Linked DNA regions of Mus musculus: region 2 is linked to region 1. The links are chromatin contacts, found by Hi-C or POLR2A ChIA-PET in ENCODE. All regions are on one chromosome and are shown on one strand. The core of a region is the stretch at or near the end of the contact, and the rest is flanking DNA. Distances in the headings are between cores, read along the strand shown.

Region 1 (5,497 bases), core at 382-2,881:
GAAGTGCCATCTAACAAGCTCTGCTACACGCAGCTGAGTGCTATAGTCACGGATGGATTTCTCGTACAACTAAACTCTCCCCGACACATCAGCATATAGCCGCAATTCCCACAATTGACACGCGTACATGACCTTCCATACTATGAAGGCGTGGTAGAATCAGACAAAATAGTACATGCAGACCCCTACGTAATTCTAAGTCTGCAGTCACCTGTACTTGAACAAAGACAAGCCACAGCCTCACTTCATTATCACACACTTCCCGGCCCCAGCCCTATGAACTGTATTCAGTTATATCAGGCAGCTAAAGAGAGCTCATGGAGAGCTGGCTGGCATGCGCCCCCACAGCGAGCAGCAGCTGGAAACCCAACAGGGGCCATGAGTAAAAGAAAAGTCAGAGCTTCCGGGACCTCCGATCCCTGTCCCTCAGCTGGCCAGGCCTCTGGAACCGGAGGCCTCTCTGTGGAGGGGTTGGAGGGGTTGGAGAGGCCGGAAGGGGAACAGAGAGACTGCTGACAGAGGGGAAAGTGTTTGGAAAGAGGAGGCTTCTGCGGTTTGGAAACTGCAGGGCTTCCAGCCCCTGCCTCCCCAACTGGGACAGGCTGTCCACCTCCCCCACATCCCCGCCTGCCGGCCTCCTGGCCAGCCTTCACTCAGCAGGGTAAGCCTGCCATCATCTGTGCATAGTATGATCACAGAACACAGGAGCCCTGACCAGACCTTAGCCACCTCACTCTTCCCGCGGCCTTGTCTCTTAAAGGGGTGTCTCTTCCAGAGACCCAACCCAACTGCAGACTAGCTACCTATAGAGACCATTTTACACGTGTCTGAACGTTCTCTTCTCTAGACAATTCCCCTTGACCATAGAGTCTATGGCCAGGACCAGAAGTAGGGACTGGTCTCTGTAAGGAGGACAGCTCACTTATAAGATGAGTGGCCCAAGACCCAAGTCACCTGTGTCAACCTGAGGTAGACATCTCTGTCTCCCCAGCCAGAGCTGAAAACCATCAGTCCAAAGAGACATTTAAGGAGAGATGGTCTGTCTTGCCCTGTTAGGAAGCAGGACTGAGCTTTCCTCTGGAATCCCACAGTGATCGCCTCTCTGCTGATTAGCATTTTAACTGGGAGGCCATGATATTCCCAGTGCCTCAAGTATGGGGTCTTTTGCAACCAGCTTCACTCGCCAGAACCAATGTCCATGGTTGTGTACCCTGCCCCAAGTGGCTGGCCATGGACTCTGTCACCACACACACTTAAAAGGCTGCTGTGGCCAGGCTTGGCATCCACAAGGCTGAACACATGGTCAGGGTCCTGTTCTCAGCCATGGAACAGGGCAGGGCTCCTCTAATCTTCCCCTAAGAAGGGCTGTCATTTTTCTCTTCAAAAGCAACCTTGCCTAGGAAAACTTTCCTGATCGCTTCCTGCTCGAACCACAGGCTTTTAAAAATAGCCTGGCCGAACAAAGGCAAAATGTGGAGCCCAGGCCTCGCCTCGCCTCGCCTGGACCTCGGGCCCTGGATTCCCAGACCTGGCACTGTCCCGATAGCCACTGCCTAGGCCAGGGTTTACCGTGCCCCACTGGAAAATGGAGCAGGCAGGAGAGTAGAGCGTTGGCCTGGAGCCTATGGAACTTCTCCAGGGCCCTAGTCAGAATCTGGCGGGGTAGGTTCTCAGGCAGTGTTGGCAGCACTCCTGGGCAGGGCCGGGATGGAATCTGCAGGCTCCAAGCAGAGCTCTCCTTAGCTGCTGCTGAGAAAGGCCTGTGGTAAGAGAGTCTGAGAGCTGTGCAGCCTCCCGTGCCCTCACCCACCTTTTGCTTTGGGGCAGTTTTTCAAGCATGGCCTGTGGTCCATTGGGTCCACCCTACAACCTGGCAGGACAGTGGCCTTTATCAGAGGGAGATGCTAATCCCCAGGAGAGGGCTACAGACAGCACCCCAATGATGCACGGGAAAATGAGCAGGGTTTTGATACAGTAGCTCTCTCCTAAACCCCCACAGCGACCCAGAGGTTGAGGCAGGCTGTCCAACAAGGTCCAGCTGGGAGCCAGGAGCAGGAGGCGGCTTTGAGGCCAGACTCCTGCTATTTTGAGCTCCCAAGCAAGCTCCTCCCTCAGTCCCTGCTTATCCCTGCTTTCCTCATGGAGAGAGTCCAGGGTTCAACTGTAACCGTCCCTACTGTTGTGTGCTGGGTACCATTGTGACCTCCTGGAAGCAGCCAATACAGTCCTCCCAAGAGCACCTCCAGTTAACCACGTCTTCCAATGGGGGAGGGTGCACCATGCTCTTCCTTGGGCCCCAGGCCATCCAATGGACGGTCTTATAAGAGATGGGTGGCCTCACCTAGTCAGTTGCAGGTCTACCATAGGGCTTCATGTGGACAGGAGTGGACCTCAGCAGAACTGGAAGCCTGAACAAAGGCCTTTAGGGATGCCTCCTGCTCAGCCTGCCCACCAAGTTCTTTCCAAGAAGACTCCAGTGCTATGGGGAAACTTAGAGGTGACCTGAAGACACACAGGGGGAATAGAACACGTGGCTCTGCGGGAGGGGCTTGTGGTGGGGCCCTTGACAATCGCACACACCGTAACAAACCCCACAACCACTCCTGTAGAACTTGCTCCATGGAACGCTCTAGGGTAAATGCCATGGTCTGCTGTTAAGGGAGCTGAGCTGCTCAGTGAAGGTATCCCTGGAAGCCTTCATCTGGAAGGCAGACAGAGAATTTAAGAGGTTTGCAGGGCTGGAATCCAGAGTGTGGAGTGTAGATGGAACATGACGTGTTCTGAGGAGGGACCTGCTAGGGTTCCCAAGGCATCCAGGATACACCTAGCATTGGTCTCGATGTCTTGACTTAGAGCCTACGAGAAGCAGATTCCTCCAAACACTGGTACCCCAACACCCTGTCTGGGGGATCTGCTTTCACGCTGCCTGAGGCTTTGCTGGCACCCCAGAACTCTGCCTAGCTTTGGCTTATCCTGGGAACAGCAGCAACCCCTAACCCAGTGACTCCTCTTCTGCTGTCTGAGTCCTGTTTCCTCTTCTCCGGAGAAGCCAATGCTGGCCCAGGGCGAGTTAGTACGAGGCTGAGCGAGGCTCAGCCGGGGCAGAGGGGAACGGGAGACAAGGATCTACCCCACAGCCTCAGATTAACTGTGCTTTCTCACTCGCGCCCCCAACTCACAGAAGAGAAGTATGTCACTGTGCAGCCCTACACCAGCCAGAGCAAAGACGAGATCGGCTTCGAGAAGGGTGTCACCGTGGAGGTGATTCGAAAGAACCTGGAAGGCTGGTGGTACATCAGGTAGGTGCCTGGTTCCTGAGCAAGAGTTCAATGCAAGGCAGCTAGCTGATGGGCAGGTAGATTCCAAAGACAACTGCGTGCCAGCTCTGCTCGGCTGGCTCACTGACTGTCTCCTAGGACCTGAAGGCAGAGGCTGAGCCCCAGCCAGTAGGGCCTAGGAGCTGGCTCAGCTCAGAGGCAGTCTGTGATCCCCTTCCCATGCACAGCCAAGAGTTCAGCACATCTGAGTTTTCTTTCCTGCAGTCAAGGCTCCGGACACAGACCTCTGGTATCCGTGTTCCTGGTGGGTGTAGGGCCATTGTATCTACAGGGCTGGACTCAAGGCTGGGCTCCAAGTGAGGTCTCTTCTTCTCTGTGTCTTTCCCGGAGCCTTGTCACTCTTCTCAGCCGAGAGATCCATTTGGGCGTGTGTCTAGAGTAGTGTTGCAAGTGAAAGTCTGTGGGTCTCATTCTGCCGTTACCAACCCTGGACCTGCCTTAGAGTGGATTTGTGGTCAGAAAGTTCCTTTGGAGCAATCCAGCCGTAGAGAATCTGCTCAGCTCCTCTCTCCTCTGCTTGCAACCCAGCTAACAGAAACAGTCCCCTGTGTGAGCTACGGGGACAGCTGCCTCAGATTCACCGTGGTCCCTTTCCACAGGCCAGCGCCATAACACCCTGTGATCCATCAGTGTGAGTTCTCATGCAGCAGTGGCTAAAAGCACAGCAGAGTCAGATGGTCTTAAAGTTAGTCTGTGCTGCAAGGGAGGGCGCAGGTAACTGAGCCTTAGTGTGAACTGATGCCCCCATCACCCTCACCCTGGTGCCTGTCAGTCTGGAGGACTGACATGTCCCTTTCTAACCTGTCATGTGGCACGGGACTGTGTACTTACACATGTGTTATCCAAAGCAGCTACCCCCTGGTCTTCTGTGTTCTCTAAGCAGTGAAAGCTGGAACCAACTGCAGTTCCATCAGCCCCCAAGCCTCATGTGGAAAGGCCTGCAGATAGATCTTGCAGCCAGCTGGTGGTCTGCGTGTGTTTGCCTAGGAGTGATCACCACAGCTGCCTTTTATATTTTAGGGTTGTCTGTCTGTCTGTCTGTCTGTCTGTCTGTCTGTGTGTTTGTTTTAAGATAACGAATAGTGTCAATTTGGGCTACTTCTAGTCAGCTACTGTCCCTCTAGCTTGGTCCTTTTTAGCCAGTGGGGACTTCAGTTGTAAAGGACCCTGGTGATCCCGTTCTACCTTAAGAAGCCTGCCAGATACCTCCTTAAAACACTGCTATTTCCCAACATTCCAAGCTGTGTGTTGATCCTCATTTCCTGTCTTTCTTTTCCTCCCCCAGCCTTAGACACACACACACACACACACACACACACACACACACACACACACACACACACTCCTACACATTCCCTCTGCGGCCTGCTTCTCTCTGGAGCCAGTCCTACTACAGAGCTGAGGAACAGCTGTGAGGAAGTTGTGCCCAGACACAGAGCCACCCCTGATGCCTGCGTCGCTCTGCCTGTTGTATTCTGTAACACAAAGCCCGAGACATAGCTTTATCGATACAGCATGTGAAACACAGAGGGCTGTGGAATGGGACACCCTGGGCCCTATGTGCACCTGACTATTACCCTATAGTCCCTACCCAATTCCTCTGCCACTGTCACATGACAAGATACCAGCAAGGTCTTTTTCAGAGCTTCAAGAACCCCAGGCTCTGGGCCTGGTGTGGCACACTCTCCCTCAGGCCCTCTGACAACTGCCTTGCCTTTCTGAGTCTTAGCTACTGCCACAGAAAGATCATTCTCATTGCTTCTCTCCACCCTTGACATTCTATGCTTCAAGTTCTGCCCATCACATCCAGGAGCCAGCCTCAGTTCAGTGATGTCTGCCTTCCAAGGAACATGTAAGCTGTGCACACCTGTGTGTACCTCCCAGTGACATGGCTCTGAGGAGCCACCTCCTGTCTGGACCTCTCTGTTGCCTTTCTCCTACCTGACACAAGGCCAAGATCAAGGTCACATTGGAAAGGGCAGTAGAAAAAGGGGTTGTCAGGCATCTGGTCTGTGAGAGCCATTTCTAAAGAGCCAGCTGTGTCCCAGAGAGCAAATGGGGACATTGCGACCTAGAGTCAGAAGCACTGGCCAGCCAGTGCTAGGCCCAGAAGCAAGCTCCCTGCCGATTTGGGTGAAGGCTTGATACCATGTGGAGGA
Region 2 (5,813 bases), core at 3,229-5,728, 34 kb before region 1:
GGGAGCCTCCTAAGAGGCAGAGATGCTGAGGTAGGCTTGAGATGGGAAAGCATGTAGGGCGACGGTAGGGCCTACGGGAAAGGCTTAGGACGAATGCACATGGGGTCACCGTGGGCGCTCAGTTCATGTGCTGAATAATGGATGCTACGCGGAATGGTGGAGGAGTGTCAGAGGGCCAGGGGAGCACCAATCACAAGAAAGACTGGGTTTGAATTTGTCCCTTATTCTCTAAGTCATGAGGAGCCCATTGAGGGTGTGGAAGCCAGGAAGTGACTTGGCAAAGGTCTGCTGTAGAAACCTAAGTTGACAACAACCCCCCCCCCCAAATTTCTATTCAGATGGTAATCGGAGGAATACAGGTGTTGAGGCTGGGGTAGGGTAGAGACCCTTCGGTAGGCTGAGCCAAGGGCTCTAATAAAGCATAAGGACCCACCTCTTGTGCAAAGGCCCCTTCTAACACAGGAGAGGCAGTGCTCTCTAGAAGGGCCCACCCCTCTGAGCAGAGCCAAAACCTCATCTGAGCACAAGGGGCTCCCTCCCCCTCCATCAGGCAGACGCCTCCAGATCCCAATTTTCCAGGCCTTGCCTGCCTTGGAGGGGATCCAGGGCTGCTGCTACAGATGACATCACCGCCCACCACCAAGCCTTTTCTCATCTTAGTGCCCTCCACCGCTGCGCGCAGCAGCACCCCAAGAGGTAGATGCCTGAGCAAGGGGAGAGCTGGGAGCCTGTTGGCACTGGGGGTGAAGAGAGAGACCCACAGCTAGTGCAGCTGTCTCCCAAGAAGAGTGACAGCTTGCCTGCCCGTGCTGTGTGACCCTGGAGAAGGTTTTCTTCGCTTTACCTTCCTGAGTCCCAGAATGCTAGCCTAGCCATTAGAGGATCTAGCCAGTTTTCCAGGCAGACTGGATGAGGCCCGTGAGTGTGTAGATTTTTCCTCTGCTTTGAAATCTTGCCTCAAATTTTTCTTGGCTTGGATCAAAATGAGCTGATATCTGTCCCCTTGCTGGCACCTCTTCTTTGTCCTCACATCCCTGTCCGCCATCTGGCCTCGATCCCAGGGCTGCTTGTTCCTCATTGCCCCAGCTTCTTGTCCCTTTCCCCGCTTCCTGTTCAGTCACTTATTGTCCCCGTTTGGGATCTAAGGCCCTTCCTGCTTTACCCAGACGGACACATAGTCGCAGCATCTATCTGGAAGTACATCTGTTACACACTCAGTGTCTACCACTGATGGATGCCTGGGCTAGTCAACAGAGATAACAGCATGGATCTGTAAAAATCCCAAACTCCAGTGTTCACCTGGCGCCACCTGTGTGCCAGGTGTCTGAGGATGCAGGTGGGGCAGGGTCCTTCTTAGAGACTAAGAATCAGCGGCACCTGTAGGCCACGTGTGCCGCAGGAATTAAGAATGTGCTCGGTGGCATAGACTCGGGTACTGTCTGTCCCAGCTGAGGAGGCTGCTTCCTCTCGTGACATTCACGTTGCACACGTGCAACACGAGGCTGTGTGGAGCCTACTGTGGGAACTGTGCTGCAGTTGGGTGCTGAGTGTGGACTGACCCCAAGAGGCCCTGATGAGGACTTGCATGAGTGGTGCTGCCGGGACTTGGAGGCTCTCAACTGCTACAGAACTCCTGCCGCTGGCCCCCACGCCCCCATTTGGATCTTGTATTCTCCCTCATTTTTTCACACTTAAGGTCCTCTCGGTGTCTGGCTGCTTTTTAGTTGTGTTACACTTGCACTGACAAGCACTTATATCCCCTAGGGCACAGTCGAGAGGGTGACAGGGGGTGGCGCCTGTCAGCCCAATGCCCAGTCTATTGCTAGCTGGTGCAGAAGCTGCCAACTGTGTGTACAGAGGCGGGGCTGCCCTTCTGCCCAGCTGTTGGGTTGTGCTTCTGCCTGAAATACAATTCTGGCTTCGCAGGGGGCTGCCTGGGGCTTGCCTGTGTGCACTCATGGGGTACACCTCAGCTTCTGAGTCTCCAGAGGGTACGGCTGTGGCTGCAAAGCCCCACATCTGTGAGAGAAAAGTACCAGGCCCATGGGAGGCTCTCCCAGGAGAGCCTCTTTTGATCTCCTAGCATCTTCTGGCCACAGACCCTGAAAGACCCTTCTTCACAAAGGTCACAGAGGTCTAAACAGTGCCTCTCACTTTGGCTGCATATCTGAACCGTGGGACAAGATGGGCTATGCAAAGTGATTCACACTGAGGCCCCACCCATTAAAACTGGCTCTCTGAAGCCTGGGCATGAGAGTTTGGGGATTAAAGGCTCCTGTGACATGTCTAAGCAAAGGGTCATTGTGTCAGAAGGACAGTGTGTGTGTGTGTGTGTGTGTGTGTGTGTGTGTGTGTGTGTAAACAGACCAGAATTCTGTGATTAGAAGAGAGGCGGACTTGAACCTTCGGAAAGTCCATGAGTGTGTGTTTCGGCTGTCTCTATATGAGCTGTGGGAACTACATGTGCCTCTTCAGCTCCTCTCTGAGCCTCTCATTAATTTATGAGGTAAACGGGAAGAGAAGGGCCGTCTCGAGGTGGACTGAAGCCATACCTGCCTGGCATGTGAGTCAGACTCAGTCATGCAGAGGGAGGGGTGTGTCCGAGGGGTGAGGCACCACAAGAGACTGGAAACGCCAGGCCATTTGTATGGCCACACTAGTGGTGTTAAGCCCCAGCCTTCCTGAACATGGGTAGAGGTTTGCATTTGTTTTGGTTCTGAGACAGGTTTCTTGACTGGCAACCCGGGCTAATGTTGAACTCCTTCCTGATTCTCCTGCCTCAGCCACTACTGTGGGAATTACAGACTGACTGGCAACTATATGGTTGTAAGAAATGTACTAGGAATTCCCTCGGGGGTGGAGCGTCTGGGAAGGCTTCCTGAAAGAGGTGATTAGTCATTTTCTGGCTTGTGGATTTGTATAAGGCTAGCAGGGCATACTGTCTTTGGGAGTGTCCACAGTATCAGTTGAAGAGCAGGAAAGATGTGACGGCACATCCAGCCATATACCCTTTAAGCCGAGATGGCACCCAGCCTGTCCATTTGCCAGCTTGGTGCTTGTTTAATGAATGTCACACCAATACAGTGGCCAAACAGGACAAAGAACTGCCTTGCTCCTGGAAGCAGGACTCACAGGCCCTCTCTCTGATACACCCTGGCCTTTGACTCCAAGGCTTTTAAAACTTCCCAGCACTTAAAGACAAGGGGAACCGGGCAGCCTCTGCTGGCTGAGATGGCAGAGAGACCCAGGAAGGCTCCTCTGGAAAGCCTAAAGCTGCTATCTGCCTGGCCCCTGGAGAACCAGGAGGACAGGAATGGAGCCGAACTTGGGGAAAAGTTGGCGTGGGGAGGGAGGGGCGCTCGGCCCGCCAGCGCTGGCGCTGGGACTTTCTTCTTGGGTTTCAAGTAAATAGTCTGGGCCCTCCTCCCATCCCCTGCCTCCGCCCCCAGCTCCTCATTCGACGGGTCTCATGTGTTTCTATTTAAGGGTTGCGAGTAAGCCCTAGTGATTGGCGGCCTCAAAGCCTCTTGACTCTTTGCTGGACCTCGGCTGTGGAGTTCTCTCCCTCTCCCTCCTGAGGGGAGCCCCGCTCCTTTTCTCTCCGGGTTTACAGGCTTGGGGTAGAGGCAGCCAGCCTCCTGGACCTCCCAGCCCTCTCTCTTCTTTCTCGCCCCTGTGTTCTGGCCTCAGCCTTCATGGGCCGCCCACTGTGCTCCTGTGGTCCCGCTCTCACACCCCGGCCAGCCCAAGAGTCTGGAGAGATGGGAGGCCCCGGGCCTCTCAGCAGACTCCCCCATGCCGGCCTGTGACTAACGCTTCGCACGCAGCAGCAGGCTTTTCCCTCAATTTCCTTGGCTTCCGTCTCTGCCTGTCTCTGCCTCTCTCCACCCCCTTCTCCTCCCCCCCCCCCGGCCCCTGGCTCCCCATGTCCCCCGGTCCCCGCGGTGCAGCGGGCCGGTGTGGGGCCTTGCTATATGGCCTGTCCTTGGGGCCCGGCAAGCTGCGAGCCCTGGCTACGGGCTGCTCCGCGGTGCAGAGCTGGCGACCGAGCAGCCTCCCTCGAGGGCGATGGACAGAGGGCGCCCCGGCCGCGGGGCTACAGCCGGCCGCTGGCTCACCGCGTGCTTTCTGCCCTCGCCAGGTGCCGACACCAACGCCGAGCCCATGATCCTGGAACAGTACGTGGTGGTGTCCAACTATAAGAAACAAGAGAACTCGGAGCTGAGCCTCCAGGCCGGGGAGGTGGTAGATGTCATCGAGAAGAACGAAAGCGGTGAGTGCGTGTCCACTCCTGGTTCCAGCCTGGCTCCTGGGCCCGGCTGGGTTTTTGTTCCTCTCCTCCTCCCCCCACCTCTGCAGCTATACGTTATTTCCATCTGGCAGGGAGAGGGAGAGGGCCGAAGAGTCTGAAGTTCCCCTGTTGGTTTGGGCTGCAGGCCAGCAGTTTGCCTGGTGGTGGAAGAATGTCTCCCTGGCTCGAGGCTAATTAGCTGGCTTGTGCTAATGCAAGGCCAAGGTGGTATGGAAGCATCCCTCCCTCATTCAGGGACTGACCCCGTGCCATCTGAGGCCCAGAGATGGTAGCTTTAGCTCAGAGATGCCCAATGACAGCTTTCCCTGGTCGAGCTGTGTGTCTGCCAGCTAGGATCCAGGCAGGAGTGGGAGGACCCAGCCAGCTGGTGGAGAGGGCAGGCATGACATCACAATAGGTTCCAGAGTCCCCAGACCCCTAGCAAGATGTCTGAGGAAGGGCCAGGCCCTGTGGGAGGTTGGCTAGTGTCTGGCCAGTGAGTGGGTGGTGAGTTTGACCACCTCCTGCTGAGCTGGAAGCCACCAGGACTTGGGAAGAGGGCCCAGGCTCTGGATGAAGCCAGGTCCAGAAGGGGTCCTGCAGCAGGCCACTTTGTCATTAGGAGCTGACAGAGACCATGCCCATGGCTTGGCAGGATCTGCTAGCTCCAGGGTTTTTGCAGAATGGATCAAAATCCCTTGATGCCCTTGGCAAGAAAAGGCACACTCGGCAGATAGAGAAAAGTTAGTCTGTGCGTGTTGCAGGGAGAGTCAAAGGGTCCTTGAAACCACAGCATCCTCTGCTGCTTGCCCACAGCCTGCCCGGTGGGACTTAAAAGGAGTCAGGATCATTTTGGTTTCAGTTTGCTGGGGACAGGCCCTGTATATAGGTGTACCCCAGGAGTGGCACTTGTGGGCCCTTCAAGAGGGAGGCCTGTCTTTGTTCCCTTCTAATATTTTGAAAGGAGCACAATCCAAAGGGTCACTGTGTCCATTCTGTAGATAGAATGACTGAGGCACAGAGAGCTGAAGCGGAAACAAGTCTCCTGAGGTCAGAAACAGTCCTCTGAATGATAATGCCTCTGAGTAACTGCAGAGACCCTAAAGAAATCTCAGTGGACATCCTTTGGGGAGCACAGGGCTAGACTCCCCCTCCTGAGGCTGGTGTTGTCATTGTCCATATGAGAGTCAGGCTCTGTCCTTGTGCCTGGGTGGTTGGCAGTGACACTGCACACATGACAGAACGTGACCTGGTGTCAGATCTCGATTCCAAGTCAACATCACACTGGTTCCCTTCCTATGTAAGTTGACGGGTGGTCCTACCAGCCCCATCTCCCTGATCTCTAAGGAAACTGACATTGCTTTGGGGGTTGACTGTGTCCCGAGTCTCTGAGGCCTCCTGAGGGATCTCTCAGGACAGAAGGAAAGGCGTCAGGGGAGAGAAGGTCTGTTCACTTGGGAGGTTGCTCCTAGGAAGAGCTGGAGCTTGCTTTTGGATGCAAGGCCAGTTCCTTGGGGACTCT

What was found. Hi-C counts contacts between places; a loop is a spot of excess contacts on that map. ChIA-PET counts read pairs that join two places held with the same protein, here RNA polymerase II (POLR2A).
Region 2: a loop to region 1 is called in a map of heart, with 3 times the contacts of the local background. The contact joins two enhancer-like sites. A Hi-C loop is called at or near these places in 8 of 37 maps with a recorded cell type or tissue (T-helper 17 cell, gastrocnemius and heart). POLR2A ChIA-PET finds 5 or more read pairs at or near these places in 4 of 5 experiments (Patski and embryonic stem cell).

What each region holds. Positions count from the first base shown.
Region 1 is chr19:47,276,115-47,281,611 of GRCm38, reverse strand. It overlaps Sh3pxd2a (SH3 and PX domains 2A), which reads left to right. Exons shown (of 15, transcript NM_008018.4): 11 at 3,182-3,299. Among named protein-coding and RNA genes, the nearest start is that of Mir6995, 5.3 kb to the right of the region's middle. Within about 2 kb of position 1,631, at least 2 of the 3 ENCODE cell types and tissues checked have a DNase peak (open chromatin) inside an H3K27ac peak, as active enhancers do; they include gastrocnemius and heart, where a contact is called at or near this core.
Region 2 is chr19:47,312,495-47,318,307 of GRCm38, reverse strand. It overlaps Sh3pxd2a (SH3 and PX domains 2A), which reads left to right. Exons shown (of 15, transcript NM_008018.4): 8 at 4,142-4,273. Among named protein-coding and RNA genes, the nearest start is that of Gm29834, 29 kb to the right of the region's middle. Within about 2 kb of position 4,478, at least 2 of the 3 ENCODE cell types and tissues checked have a DNase peak (open chromatin) inside an H3K27ac peak, as active enhancers do; they include gastrocnemius and heart, where a contact is called at or near this core.